2 separate regions of the Homo sapiens genome follow, and region 2 is linked to region 1. The links are chromatin contacts, found by Hi-C or POLR2A ChIA-PET in ENCODE. All regions are on one chromosome and are shown on one strand. The core of a region is the stretch at or near the end of the contact, and the rest is flanking DNA. Distances in the headings are between cores, read along the strand shown.

What was found. Hi-C counts contacts between places; a loop is a spot of excess contacts on that map. ChIA-PET counts read pairs that join two places held with the same protein, here RNA polymerase II (POLR2A). Pooled maps may share reads with other maps.
Region 2: a pooled map shows a loop between it and region 1 (2.1-fold over the local background). The contact joins two enhancer-like sites. A Hi-C loop is called at or near these places in 2 of 50 pooled maps. POLR2A ChIA-PET finds 5 or more read pairs at or near these places in 3 of 52 experiments (HEK293T, Panc1 and activated CD4-positive, alpha-beta T cell).

What each region holds. Positions count from the first base shown.
Region 1 is chr12:64,178,697-64,185,969 of GRCh38, reverse strand. No RefSeq gene overlaps it. Among named protein-coding and RNA genes, the nearest start is that of KICS2, 40 kb to the left of the region's middle. RefSeq lists an enhancer at 3,618-4,817. Within about 2 kb of position 4,374, at least 18 of the 41 ENCODE cell types and tissues checked have a DNase peak (open chromatin) inside an H3K27ac peak, as active enhancers do; they include Panc1, where a contact is called at or near this core.
Region 2 is chr12:64,033,831-64,041,103 of GRCh38, reverse strand. The region is part of intron 4 of SRGAP1 (SLIT-ROBO Rho GTPase activating protein 1); the gene reads right to left. Among named protein-coding and RNA genes, the nearest start is that of KICS2, 180 kb to the left of the region's middle. Within about 2 kb of position 1,548, at least 5 of the 41 ENCODE cell types and tissues checked have a DNase peak (open chromatin) inside an H3K27ac peak, as active enhancers do; they include Panc1, where a contact is called at or near this core.

The DNA.
Region 1 (7,273 bases), core at 3,125-5,624:
AGCCTGGGTGACAGAGCGAGACTCTGTCTCAAAAGACAAAAAAAAAAAAAGTTATATTTAATTTGAAATACATTGAAATTTGAATAGGTATAATATTACAGTGATTTGGTTAAAGAAATTGTCTAAATGTTCTTTTGTTTGTTGGACAGATATTTTTACACCCTATGATAATAATACCCCATGTTAAAAACTGGGAAGGATTTGCAATTTTACCGTATTTGCTAGCTAACAACTTTCCCTGACATAGTTTCACAGATGTGGACAGAAGACACAAGACAGTTATTCTAGTAATAGCAGGGGCTGGATAACATCATTTTTGCATTTTTGATTTCTTAAGCTTCAGTTCTATCAGGGCCAATGTGGATGGGCCCAGATGGATGCCTGCTCACATGCATGTGAGAATTCTGATCTTTGGAAACCCAATTTTTTTTTTTTTTGAGACAGAGTCTCACTCTGTCGCCCAGGCTGGAGTGCAGTGGCGTGATCTCGGCTCACTGCAAGCTCCGCCTCCCGGGTTCATGCCATTCTCCTGCCTCAGCCTCACGAGTAGCTGGGACTACAGGTGCCTGCCACCATGCTCGGCTAATTTTTTTGTATTTTTAGTAGAGACGGGGTTTCACCGTGTTAGCCAGGATGGTCTTGATATCCTGACCTCGTGATCCGCCCGCCTCGGCCTCCCAAAGTGCTAGAATTACAGGTGTGAGCCACCGTGCCCGTCCCCCAATCTTTTATAATGGTTTGTAAGCATGCCTTCCCTTTGCTCCAGAGGGAGACATTCCTATTCCAGCCAGTAAGTGTGTTGGTTTCCTAGAGCTCCCATAACAAAATACCAAAAATTGGATGGTTTAAAGCAACAGAAATGTATTGTCTCTCAGTTCTGCAGGCTAGAAGTCTGACATGGTGATGGCAGAGCCATCTTCCCACTGAAACCTGTAGAGATAGTGCAGAACTAAGGGCAGTTGATGCCTTACTCTCAAGACCTGCAGAACATGAAAAAACCCATGGAAAATGGTCTCCTAATACGCTATGGTAAACGTATGGGTGAGAGGTAAGTTTATTTTTTGGTAAGAGAAAGGCAGTTATTAAAGGAGAAGGTAGAAAAAGCTTAGTTTACTAAAAGCACTTTCACAGGTTCTTAGGAGAGAGTTCATATGGAAGTTGAGGAATCTGAAATTGATTTCCTAAAAATTGATTTTCTTAAAATGATCTCTATTCTCATATCTTTTGAATAATATTTCCATATCTCAGTAGAATCCCAGCTTGAAGGGACATGAGGTACATCTGAACTGCTGTTCTCTGGGAATCACCACATACAGTACAGCTTTGAGATATTGATGCCATAATGCCCCCTTCTATTTTCCTGAACTTTCCAAGAAGTTTTTGCTAAAAGTTGTGGATGGGCTGAGCAATGTGATCAAAGAATTAAAAGAGGGTTTTCTGCCTTCTTTTAGGGGAGGGCAGCAGTAGCAGGAGGAAGGTTGAGTCCAGGAATTGCCAAAGGTGGTATGCCACAGAGCCCCTGTCAGCCTGTGTACAGGGAATGTGGTCAGGAGGCAGATGAGTGGCGGAGGCAGCAGACAACTGGATTGGAGTCCTGATTTCCAGAAATAGTAAGCAGAGGAATTTGTCAAGAGCCTGGAATTCCTGTAATTAAGCAGAATGGGGAGTTGACATTTTCCTAATGGATATTAGCAAATAAATGTGACCTCATTTTAAGCTCCCATTGGCCAAGGCCTGGACATTCCAGTTAAAGTTTTTGACCAAATTATATACGGCTAAGTTGATGTGGAATCATTCAGTTCCACAGTAAACCATTTATACAGACAAAGTGACTTATTTGCATATTTTTTCCTACTATGTTTTTTAATAACAAGGCCAGTTTTTGTGAATGTAACTATCTAGTCTAGCAAGTATAGTTGTCCTTGGAAAGCTTGAGAAAGTGCTTCTTATAGTATTTATTAAATGTCATTTTTAGTTTGAAAACCAACACAGATCTCCAGGAGCAATAATGTTTTATGTTATTAAAGTTGAGCCCCTATAGTCTTGCTTGATTTTAAAAGGATGGATGAATGACATTGAGGAGAGGAAGATAAGTTTTTTGTCTCTGTCCTCAGGGAATTAACTTCCAAGGAAGGGGGACCACCAGCACCTGAAGAGATATCTAGCTTTAAAAAAAAATCGTATAGATTTATCAAACTTTACAGGTGGGAATTGTAACAATATTGAAAAAATGTCAACTACTTAACAGCTGGTAAGAAAATTCTTAGGGAAAGTATTAAATGTTTAGAGAAAATACTTTGAGGAGATACTTGGAGTAGGATTGGCCTTATTACCTGCAAGGCTTTCATTTTTCCTTCCCTGGAGAAAGAATATGGTTCAGGGGGAAGAGATGGCTGGGTGTGATAGAGAGAGGAGCCAAGAGGCTCAACTCAGCCTAGTAGAATTAAATAGACCCTTAGATGCACTACAGCAAAGCAGGTGGAGAATGCATAGGGGGAGGTCTCTCAGGGTGTCAGTTGTGAGGTTACAATGTAAACCTCTCCTCTCTCCTCTTTGAAACCTTCAATAACTCCTTGAGCGAATTTTTTTTTTTTGAGGGGTCCTGACCGCAAAGGAGGGAGGAGGGACAATTGACATCTAAGGGCACTATATTCTTTCTTCCTCCTTCTGTTCCTTAAGTTATAGGAGGAAAGGATTAGCAACCTCTCCTTTCATTAATCAACAAAAAAGTCTTTAATTGTATTACGTGCTGCGGGCTTGCTGATGCATAAGATGGTGGTTGTGACTTACGTTTATCACCCATATGTATTGATTTTATAGGAAGGTGATATTGGACGGAAAGGCCAAACATGATCAGTCTTCTAAATTTTAATGTGAACGTGAGTGAAAGATAAGGTGCTTTGCTGGATTAAAAAGCAAAAAGGAAAAGAAGGGAAAAGCATATGAATGAGGAGAATTAAGTGCAACTCTCTTTTCCTTTTAGCTCTTAGTTTGTGCCAGTATGATGAGGTGGAAGGTAGATGTGGGGTTAGACAGTTCATAAAGAGGAAAGGAAGAAAAGTAATAAAAACAAAAAACCAGGGAAGGAGGAAGTGAACACAAGAAGAGTGAAGAGAGGCCAGGCATGGCTCATGCCTGTAATCCCAGCACTTTGGAAGGCTGAGGGTGGCAGATCACTTCAGCCCAGGAGTTTGAGACCAGTCTGGACAACACGGTGAGACCCCATCTCTACAAAAAATACAAGAAAAAAAATTTTGCTGGGTGTGGTGGCATGTGCCTGTAAGTTCCAGCTAGTCAGGAGGCTGAGGTGGGAGGATCACCTAAGCCTGGTAGATGGAGGCTGCTATGAGCCAAGATCATGCCACTCCAGCCTGAGTGACAGAGTGAGTACTGTCACACACACACGAAAGAATAGTGAAAAGAGTTACTATGGCATTCGGAAATAAAGAATCTTTGCTGTTCTGGTCAGTGCCATGGGCTTATGAAGTAAGTGTACAAGACCCTTTCATTGTAGTTCAATAAGAGCAACAAAGTCCTCACTTGGGGAACCTGGTCCTTGCTTCCTGCCTCCATGGGGTATGTGAGAACCCATTCAATTCTAACTCTCAGCTATTCAGCCAGAATCCCCGGCACTATGTTTATTAAGCTTACCAGGATAACCACTTTCTACACACAGCCTAGCAAAGAGAATTACTTTTAACGAAACAACAACAACAATAACAATTTTCAATGCTGTTATATCCCTATTCCATTCTGTGGGCACAAACCTCTGCTTATTCATAATCACTTCATATACAACACATTAAAAGCATCTTTTGTCTTAATTATGTGGGGCTAACATTTAGGGAGCATTCACCATAAACTCTGTTAGTCAGTGCTGAAGCTTCCTAGTAACATTGTTGACATTTGGTCTTGCCTTACTTTTTTTTTGGAGCTGGTAGGTTTCTGTTAAAAAAAACTTTTTTTTTTTGACCTCTTGGGGACTGAACTGTCTAGAGAGGCTCTGGATAAAAAAAGCAGCCTAATTGCAAAATCTTTCCTTTGGCAGTGAAAAGATTGGGAATGAGAGTCAGTGAGCACCAGCCAGTAGATGGCAACACTAAAGCAAGACACAGCTTCTTGGCTGTGGCTTCTTTTCCATCCTGGGACAACCCGTGCAGCTCAGCTTCTTTGGACAGTGGGAAGTTGAGCAGTATGATGTTTATAAAAATGACAATTTTTACTGTTTAAGGTTGGGGCATTAATGACTGCTCTTGTAGAGACAGGTATTCAGGCAAGAATTGGTTCAAGAAATGAGTCAGAAACTCTTCTGTCATTTCCAGTGAGTTTTAACCAAGACATTCCAAATGCCTTCCTCATCTGGTGACTGTGCAGTGAGCTTCTCCTGACTCAGAACCATCCACGCATGACTGTAACTGCTGCTGCTGCTTTGTTCCTGAGGCATTTTCTGTTTGTTCTGAGACTCATGCTCCCTCCCCAAATTTTCAGACAAGAGGGCTTACCTTGCTTGGAGTGTTTAGAAGGATGAATGGAGAGTATTAACATTTTTGTGAGGGAAAAGGGAGTTTCGTGCTCCTTGAGTTTGTAATGAAAGTACATACCTCTCCCCAAATGTCCATGAACACAAATAAAATTTTCTTTAATAATTTGGGAGGTTCATGGGACTCCCCATGAGTCCATGGGCCCGCAAGATAAAAATCCCTGTTTGGGAAAAGCTCTTGATGAAGTCCAAATAGGCTATTCAGGAGATACAGTAAGTCTTAAAGGTCAGTACTGTCCCAGGCGGATAAATAACTGCTGGATGTTTTCACCCGGATATCCTGTAGGCAACTCAGCACTTTCCTTTGCCAGACTTGCTCCACTTGGCATCCTTAATTCTTTCTTAGTATGACTCTTGTCCCAGTCGCCTTCTCTTCAGACTTTGGAGTCATGTTTGATTCTTCTGTTTTAGTCACTGCTGAATTTTCACAGCACTCTCATATTCGTCCCATTTTCATAGTCAGTTCTTTCTTCACTTTGGGCTATTAGATAAGCCTGGATTAGAAATCTCATCTCCTGCTTGGTCTCTCACCTTCTGTTTCTTTCTATTCCAGGCCTTCCTTCTTACCTTTGCTAGGGAATTCTTTGAAAACCCTGAGCTGGTTGTGTCTCGTTGGCTCTGCCTCTTGCTCCCTCTTTTTAAAAAGTCCTGATTAAGTAGCTCCCCAGAGTCTGCTGGAAGAAGTCCAGTTCTGACAATCAGGTTCAGCCTTTTCTTTTTTCTCTTCCGGCATTTCCTTGCTTTACCTCAGTTTTACGCAAAATGGAATACTTGGCTGGCCATGTATTTTCTTGCCTTTGCTCCGAGTTTTCTTTGTCTGGAATCCTTCTAGACTAGGGGTTCTTCACATTTTTGGTATGATAAAAGATGAGATTTCATTGGCAGCCTGCAAAGCATACACTTTCTCACAATGTTTTTAATGTATAAAATGATACACGAAATTACAAAGAAACCAATTATATTGAAATACAGTTATAAAAATCTTTAAAAATCTGCTATGTTGTATGCATTCTTCTTTATTAATACATTTAATAACATGATATGGCATTGGTCCTAATAATTATCGTGGCAATTTATGGCCTACATCTGTAATGGAAGGAAATGCTAAATTTCAGTTAGACATTAGGGAAAATAAAGATGTATTTTTTTCCTATCCACATTCACAGACCCCAGGCTAAGGATCTTAAATCTAGATTATTGATTCTCCAATAAAGTATGAATCAGAATCACTGGGATGCTAAACAAAGCATGCTAAGCCTCATTTCTGATTCAGCAGGTCAAGGGTAAGACCCTGGCTTTTGTATTTCTAAGTGTTGCTGATGCTGCAGGACCAGGGATTGCAGTTTGAAAACCTCCAATCTGCCAGGCGCAGTGGCACACACCTGTAATCCCAGCACTTTGGGAGGCTGAGGTGGGCAGAACTCCTGAGGTCAGGAGTTCGAGACCAGCCTGCCCAACATGGTGAAACCACTAAAATGCAACTACTAAAAATACAAAAAATTAGCCGGGTGTGGTGGCAGGTGCCTGTAATCCCAGCTACTCGGGAGGCTGAAGCAGGAGAATCATTTGAACCCAGGAGGCAGAGGTTGCAGAGCCGAGATCACACCACTGCACTCCAGCCTGGGTGACAAGAGCAAGACTCCATCTCAAAAAAAAAAAAAAAAAAAAAAAAAAAGAGAAAGAAAACCTCTGATCTAGGATAGATCATCACCTCTTGCCATCTTTACCTGCCAAAACCCTATGCCTCCTAAAAGACCCAGGGAAAGGCCACCTTTTGTATTAAGTTTTCCCCTATATCCCCTATTGGAAGTAATTTCTTCTCCTTCAAGGACCCTGTCCCAATTGTTCATCCCACTCTCATGGCATTTAACTTTCTGCCTTGTTCGCTGGAGTAAGATGTGTCTATTCTCGACTTGGACTTGAGCCTTCTAAACTATTTGTACTACTGGAAATGCTATGATATTTCAGACCTCCATGAAGGAATAAATGTCTTCTCTCACTCATTAGACTGTGAGCTTTTCTAGGGTATGAAACATGTCTTACAATTTGTGGGAGAGAAGAGGGACTAAGGAAGGGAAGAAGGAAAATTTCAATAGAGAACTCCTCATTAGGGAAATTTATCTAGAAGCACAGAAATTAGTCATGAAAGAGAACACCTCATTTATTCACATAATACCCTTCCTGGGTGCTACGGGCTGAAATGTCCTTTATCCAGATTAAAAAACAACAAAGTAGGTTACACAGTGGACCTTCCAGCAAGTTTTCAAAAGATTTCCATTGGCCCATGGTCATCGCACAGTATATGGCCTCATCCAGGTCCCTGGTAAGAATGTTTTATGGGTCAGAGCCCTGGGAGTGCATATGGATTTTCTGCAAAGGCTTTGATGCAGTACTTTGGAGTTATTTTTAAAGACAGGATAAGCCCACTGGGGCCTTTGTATGGCACAGCTTATCTATACCTGATCAGACCTCCTAACTAGTGAATATCAATCGTTTGGAGTCAACCTGGGAGGAGACAGAGAACTAAGTAAGCGTTGAGCTGCAGGATTATGATTTCATCCCTGTACTGTTTCATTCACTTGATTTTTTTCTTCCTTCTCCCCCTTCCCTTTTTTTTTCTTCTCTTCGTCTCTCCCTTTCTTCCCCTTTCTGTCCCTTTTCCCCTCCTTTCCTTTTTTTAATCCAATGACTAGGTTAGCAATTATGCTGAAGGTTGGTCTATAGGGGCCTGTA
Region 2 (7,273 bases), core at 299-2,798, 140 kb after region 1:
TATCTAATTTATTCTCTTAGAAATGATATATGTAATTTGAATTTTAATAAATTTAGGAATATATAGAACATAACAATTTCATAATGTATTAAAATTTACAGAATGAATCCTCAATTATTACACATTTTGGCTATATTATTGTTACAAAAAAGTTTGTGTACAAAATTGTGTCATATTTCCTAGGACAAATTTTCAGAAATAGAATTGCAGCATTAGAGAATATGCACATTTTTGAGACTTAGTAATATATTGCCAATTTTATACTCAGCTAATTAAAATAAACTGATCTATTGTGTTATCTCTGAAAGTATTTCAGACAACATAGGTGCTTAATAAATATTTTCTTAAATAATAAACAAGCTATTCATTATTTTTATAACGGTACCTATAAATCGGTATGTAATCTCTGTATTCTTAGGTACAGGAGAGTAACAGTCACAGATTTCAGAGTCACAGATTTTATCTGAAAATCATAATTTTTCCAATATAATTTCAGTATGCTTTCATATGTCAGACATCCGGGTGAATTCGAAAACCTGTGTATTTTGAGCACAATTATGCTCCTTAAAAGAAACAACACATGTAAGGTGTGATGACTCCAATGCAAAGGATGTATCGAGGAGCACACCCGAACTCGGCACCCAGTGCTAAGCATTTGTGGCAGTACTTTATTATAAATGATGTCAAATTCTCATCCCCAGAAGACAGACTTCATTTCATATGGAAATAACCACGTTACTCAGAGCCAATTTTATAACTAAGGTCTAAGAAGTTGAGAATAATGCAATGTTTTCAAGTAATGAATTTGATTTTTCTCATTTCAAGAGATGAGTTTTTAAATAGTTTGAGACCTGGAAGCATCACTGGAACAAATATATTTATTTAGGTTAATCCATATGAAATTGATGTTTCTGTAGGTTATTAAAAAGGTGGAAAATCAGCATTTTCTTATGGTTCAACTTAACACATGTTCTCAAGATGACTATTTTGAAGGGTAAAACATGGGGTTAACGAAGAACCTTTACTTATTTTCATAAAATCTGATGATGGCTTTCCTTAAAAATGTAAGCTGGTAAATCATGTTAAAGGCATTACAGAGCCAGAACAAAGTAAGGGCTAAAATATAAAGCACTGGCAGCTTTTTCTGAGCCGTGTGTAATTGGAAAGTTGTCTGTTTTTAGTAATTATTGAACCTGTCTGGGAGAAGTTTGGTTGGCTACTCCAGTTTAAAAGCAAAATAAAATAGCAGTAGGAAGCAGCTGAGCAGCTGGGAAATGAAAAGGGAGTCACCCCGCAGCTGGGCAAACAGCAAAAGGTCAACGAATCTACACACACCTTGCATTTCTTTCTAGGCTTGGCTCTTGTTATTCCCTGCCTGAAGCAAACCCACATACTATTATATTTGGGTCTTGGTTCCAGTTATATCTTAAAATGAGAGGGTGTACACACACACACACACACACACACACACACACGTTGCTCAGCTGTCTGTATTCTTGCTAATAGGAGTGAGGAAATGAGAACATGTGACTCTCATTACACTTGGATGAAAAGGCACCTCAGGCCACCCCGAGTATCTGAGAAATATTTCTTTTAAATAAATTATCGCAAAGAAAAAATCTGAACTTCTGACTCTTGCTTGACTTGGACACTGAGGACTAGTATAAACAGGTAGTTTGCACAAACTAAGCCTGAGAGAAAGGATACTGCGCTGACTGCCAGCAGGGTGTTCCTTACTGACTAGTGTGGGTTAAAAGGAAAACATTTGAGTCTGACCTAACGCTGGAAAGAAAAGAGTGTATCTCATCATAATGTGGTTCAGCACAATAGCTGAGTATTCTCTACCTAGTTCGGTGGTAATTTCCGGAAAGCAAATTTCTTTGTTGAGTTTTCCAATTTGTCTTAGGGTTTCCACTATTCACTAAAATGTTAACAGTTACAGTGAATGAATTTTAAAAGTTGGGGAGATAAACGCTAAAAGCTTTTTCGAGAACTCTAATTGCAGATAATGAATGCAAGTACAAACTGCATTATTTAAAATGTAAGCTGTTGACAGAAGTCAAATGTATTTTGTGTTTAAAATAACAGACAGTTCTCTTTCTTTTTCAGAGAAGTAAAGGAAAGCTTTTATTTTTTACAGGTGCATTTTGAATACATACTGCAAAGAAAATAACAGCTTCTCCACCAGCTTAATGCAAACACAAGCCTTTGCATACCAAATGACCTGACAGGCATATAGCCATGTAAATGTACTCCCATAGCATATTTTCCTGTTTGAATTCTTCTCTACTAAAACTTCATGCATAATTCTCCATTCAATACACCTAATTTATCTTTCTTGCTCCATTTTTCCTCAACTGCTGAAAAAATAGTCAAGTAGAAAACGACCCACGTCATGAATTTCCTTAGGAGATTGGGATATCCTATATGATAACTTGCACAGAAGTTAATATTTTTTTCTTACTGACATGGCCATATCATGTATCTGACACTACTCTTATAGTTTAAATCAAAATAATAAAAATACCTGTAGCAAATTTAATGCTTCGTGTTAAGAAATCACTATATATCTGAAAACTATATGTGTTGGAGAGATCAATAGATTAATGATATAGTTTCTACTTTTTGACTACTGGCTCAAAAGTTAGAAGACACGGATCCCAGGAATGGATCTACAATTACTAGGTGTCGGGAAATTATTTAATGCCTCTTGATTACTTTACAAGGTCGTCATGGATGCCAAATTGTGTGTCCCTGTGTGTGTATTTTTTTAATTTAAATTTTATTGAGTATTTACTATATATATCTATGTATACAATATATACAGATATGTACATATATACGTATAATTTACTTTAGCAAGCATTATATAATGCTCACTATGTGCTAGACATACTTTTCAGCATTTTACGAATAACATATTTAATCCTTCTAGAAACTCTTATGAAATAAGTACCTTTATTCTTCCCTTTATGTTGATGAAAAAACTGAGGCAAAGAGAGGTTATGTAACTTGTCCAAGGTCACACAGCTGGCACAGCAATGGTGGGAACCCAGACAGCCTGGCTTCAGATGAGGTGTTTGGGACTGCTACGCCATAACCTTTGGAAAGTCTAAAGTATCATACAATTGGAAGGCCTCTTTATCTAAGGGATACAGTCACTCTTAGTTATATGTAGGAATAGAGGAAAAGAGAGGATGAAAGATATTTATGTATTCAACATGTGCTTGGTGCTTACCACCCATAACCCACTGATGGGTGTGAAAAGAAATACTTGGTTTCCATCTTCTAAGAGTTTAAAATTTTGGAGACTAAAAAATGGGCCTTTGATATTCTGATGGGCACAGATGAAGGGAGGGCATCCAGGCTAGAAAGATGGTACAAGCAAAGTTCTAATAAGGCAGGGATGCGGGAAAGCACACAGGTGAGGTGGGCATGAGCAGACCAAGATGGCAGAGAAGGGGTCCAGGGAAGAACTTGGAAAGTAGATGGTTGGGTAACAAGCTGAAGGATAAGATTAGATAAGTTGGCATGGGCCAAAGAGTCTTGAAACCCCCACTAAGAAGGGCATAATGTATTCTATAGGTGTTGGTGAATCCACAGTGTTGCAGACAGTATGGTCAAAGCAGTGTCTTAGTAATAACATGGTGGAGATATGCAGGATGGCTTGGGGTGACTTCATTTAGTACGGAGGAAGAGGGAATGGACAATAAGAAAAAGAATCCACGATGACAGTTATAAGGCCTTTTCCCTGTTACCATTCTCTTTGACCTTTTCTTAAACTTGACATGATTCCCTCTACCATGGAGTTCAATGCTATCAGACTGGTCCCAACACCCATCCAAGCAGCAATTTGTGTACCACTCTGAGTCAGTCACTCACGGCTCCCTCCCCAGAATTTATATGTTCCTGCCTCTGCAGCTTCTCCCAAGCAAGTCCCTGAGCTGCTGTCCCCCAGCACCTCCTCCTTTTGACATTTGACCCATTCTCCATGGCAAGCTTAAATCTCACCTATGGCTAAGTGTTCCCTGGCTTCTCAGCCAGAGGGATCTTATTCTTCTGATTGCCAAGACAAGTATTGTCTTTCAAGACAGCTCTTCATTCAGAGTCTTCAGCACATAGCACTTTAGCTATATGTCACAGATCTCTGTGTACCACCCAGATTGTGGACTGTCCTGTAAGAAGAGCCAGGGTACCAGTCATGTTTATGTACCTTCAGATTCTTAAAACTGTCTCATATACAGTATGAGTAAAATAGGTGAGAATCAAATGAAGGATAAGAACCCATTTTATAGTAAGCTTGTCCATCCATTTATTCACTTAACAAATATTTATTAAACATCTACAATGCATCTGGCATTGTTCTTTTCTATCCTCGGCTTCCAAAATAGCACCAGCAATAAATACCTGGGATTGGACTAATGGGATGACAAATAGTTCTAAGTCATTTGTGAAATATGGTTAGTGTTGGAATTTATGGCCTCTCAGAAAAGAAATGATGTGGTGGTTTGGCAGGGAAGGGAGATGAAAAACAGTATGTTAGTGACAATATTTCCTAACTCTATATAGCCTGCTGCTTCACTAAATCCATTAATCACTAAAAGCTCTTCTGAGAAACTACATTCTTTGGGTTTCTTATCAACTACCTAAGATAAAGATCTATTTTCTACAATCAATACATAAGAGGACTCTAACTGTAGCTGAATTTCTGCAAGTGCCAGACTAACCAAACCACTGGGGTAATACCACAGCCTTGGAAGCCCACGCCCATTGTTTCCCAGGAAACTCTCAGGTGCGTGGGGAAAGCCACCAGGGCCACCTTCAGCTGAACCCCAGGAACCTAACACAGCCACAGTACCTCCCTCCAGGTCACAGCCTCTCTTTGGGCAAGCTGTCTCTCTGGCGGCTTGAGACAGTGGTAGTGGGCAGGAATTCCCTCAAAAAGAGCACTCAGGACACGTGTGCCATGATCTTTACATCTGCAATCTCCAGTCTTCTTGCTCTTTAGTATACCTGGCCAAACCCGCTGATGAACACAGACTCTGGAACCAGGAAGACCTGGATTTGAGTTCCAGTGCCATCAATTCTTAAGTGGGCAAGTTTCCTAATGCCCCTGAGCTCCAGTTCCTTCGAGGTAAAATGGGGATGAAATGACAGAATGTAAGCACACAGCACGGTGGGTAGTTATGATTCTTGACAGTGTCTAAGGTATGATGTAGAAGTAACAGTGCAGGCTTTGGGCCTTCATATCCAGGCTCTAAGCAGATAGGTGCAGGCCACTGTCTCCCAAAGGCAAAGCAGCAGAGAGAACTGAGGTACAATAAAAGCAGACCAACAGATGCCTTTTTGCTATTTCATGTTGAGAACTGGGCTAGCACAAACCTCATAAAAACTAAAACAATATATCAGTAAGGATGGCCTTGGAGGCGACTGCAAAGACACACATTTATAAAACACTCCTGAATTCACACTTTGGAAATGCTTTTGGCCTGTCTACACACACCTCTTATAATTAGCGCCTTTTTCAATGTATGGTGACAGTTACTCTAGAATCAGGTAGACATTAGCCCAGGTTTCAGGGTGCAATGTATACTGATTTTATTTATTCATCCACCAAACAGCTACTGAGTGTCTGAATACCAGACACTGTGCTAGGCCTTGAGACTAGAGATGAAAGACATAATCTCTCCCCAGTAGGGGTGACACAAAGGCCAGCCTACTCTTACTGCACTACAAATAGGAAGTGGATATATGCAGAGGTGGGAGAGGGGCAGTTGCTGGACTTCAGGGTAGGCTGAGTGAGAATTAGGTAGAGAAAAATTCCCAGGCTTCTTTGTAATCAGCTTATATTTAAGTCTGGAAGCCCATTTAGGGAGAGAAAAAAATGGATAATATATTTCATTTATATAAAGGATATAAAGGCATGAGAAGCCAGCCCTTAACATACACCTACAATGGATGTCTCTGTTTCTCAGTTCCCATCCCATCCCCCACCTCCCACTTAAGGCCTGCAAGTGAAACCAGAAAGTTTTTTTTCTTTTCTTTTTTTTTTTTTTTTCTTGTTCCCAGCATCAGGGCTGAAAGAGTTGCTGATCCCTGAGGTCATGAGTGGCCAGCAGGACTGTTACAATGATAAACTTTCACAAACCCACCTTCTCTCCCTGGGCCAATGTGGCTCTTCATAAATCAGTGAAAGCAAAGTTTACAAAACTTCAATTACACTTGCAAAGCAGCATTTATAGGACAATTCAGTTTGAGTAGTAGCATACTCATGGTTAAGAGCTCCGACTCATGAGACAGACTGCCTGGGTTCAAATCCTGCCTCTGCCCTTACTTGCTGTGAGGTCTTTGGCAAGTAACCTAACCTTTCTGTGCCTCAATTTCCTTACTGTAAAATCAGAATTACAATATTACTCACTGCCTAAGGTGGTGGGGGGGATAAAATGTGTTAACACATACGAAGAGCACAGAAGAGGCTGACATATAAGTGCACAGTAAATGTCAGCTATTGATATTTGAAAAGAATGCCATTAAATAATTCATTTCAATAACAGGTCATAATTTTTCCATGATTGGAGGGATTGTTGTTTCTAATAGAGGTAAAAGGAAGAAAATCAGCAATATTTCCATTTATATACTACTCTGCTTTTGCACTGCTATAGAGAACCACCTGAGACTGGGTAATTTATAAAGAGAAAGGATTAATTGACTCACAGTTCTGCAGGCTGTATAGGAAGCATGGCTGGGGAGGCTTCAGGAAACTTACAATCATGGTGGAAGGTGAAGGGGAAGCAGGCATGTCTTATGTGTCCAGAGAAGGAGGAAGAGGGCAAAGGGGGAGGTGCTACACACTTTTAAACAGCCAGATCTTGTGAGAACTCTATCATGAGACAGCACGAGCAGGATGGTGCTAAACCATCAGAAACCACCCCCATGATCCAATCACCTCCCACCAGGTCCCACCTCCAACACTGGGTATTACAATTCAACATGAGATTTGGTTGGGGACACGGAGCCAAACCATATCAGTGAATATGTTAAGAATTTTAGCAAAGCTCTTTATTTATTTATTTATTGAGACAGAGTCTCACTCTGTCACCAGGCTGGAGTGTAGTGGTGTGATCTCGGCTCATTGCAACCTCCACTACCCCCTCACACCGGGTTCAAGCAATTCTCCTGCCTCAGCCTCCTGAGTAGCTGGGATTACAGGCGCCTGCCACTGTGAGTGGCTAATTCTTGTATTTTTAGTAGAGATGGGGTTTCACCATCTTGG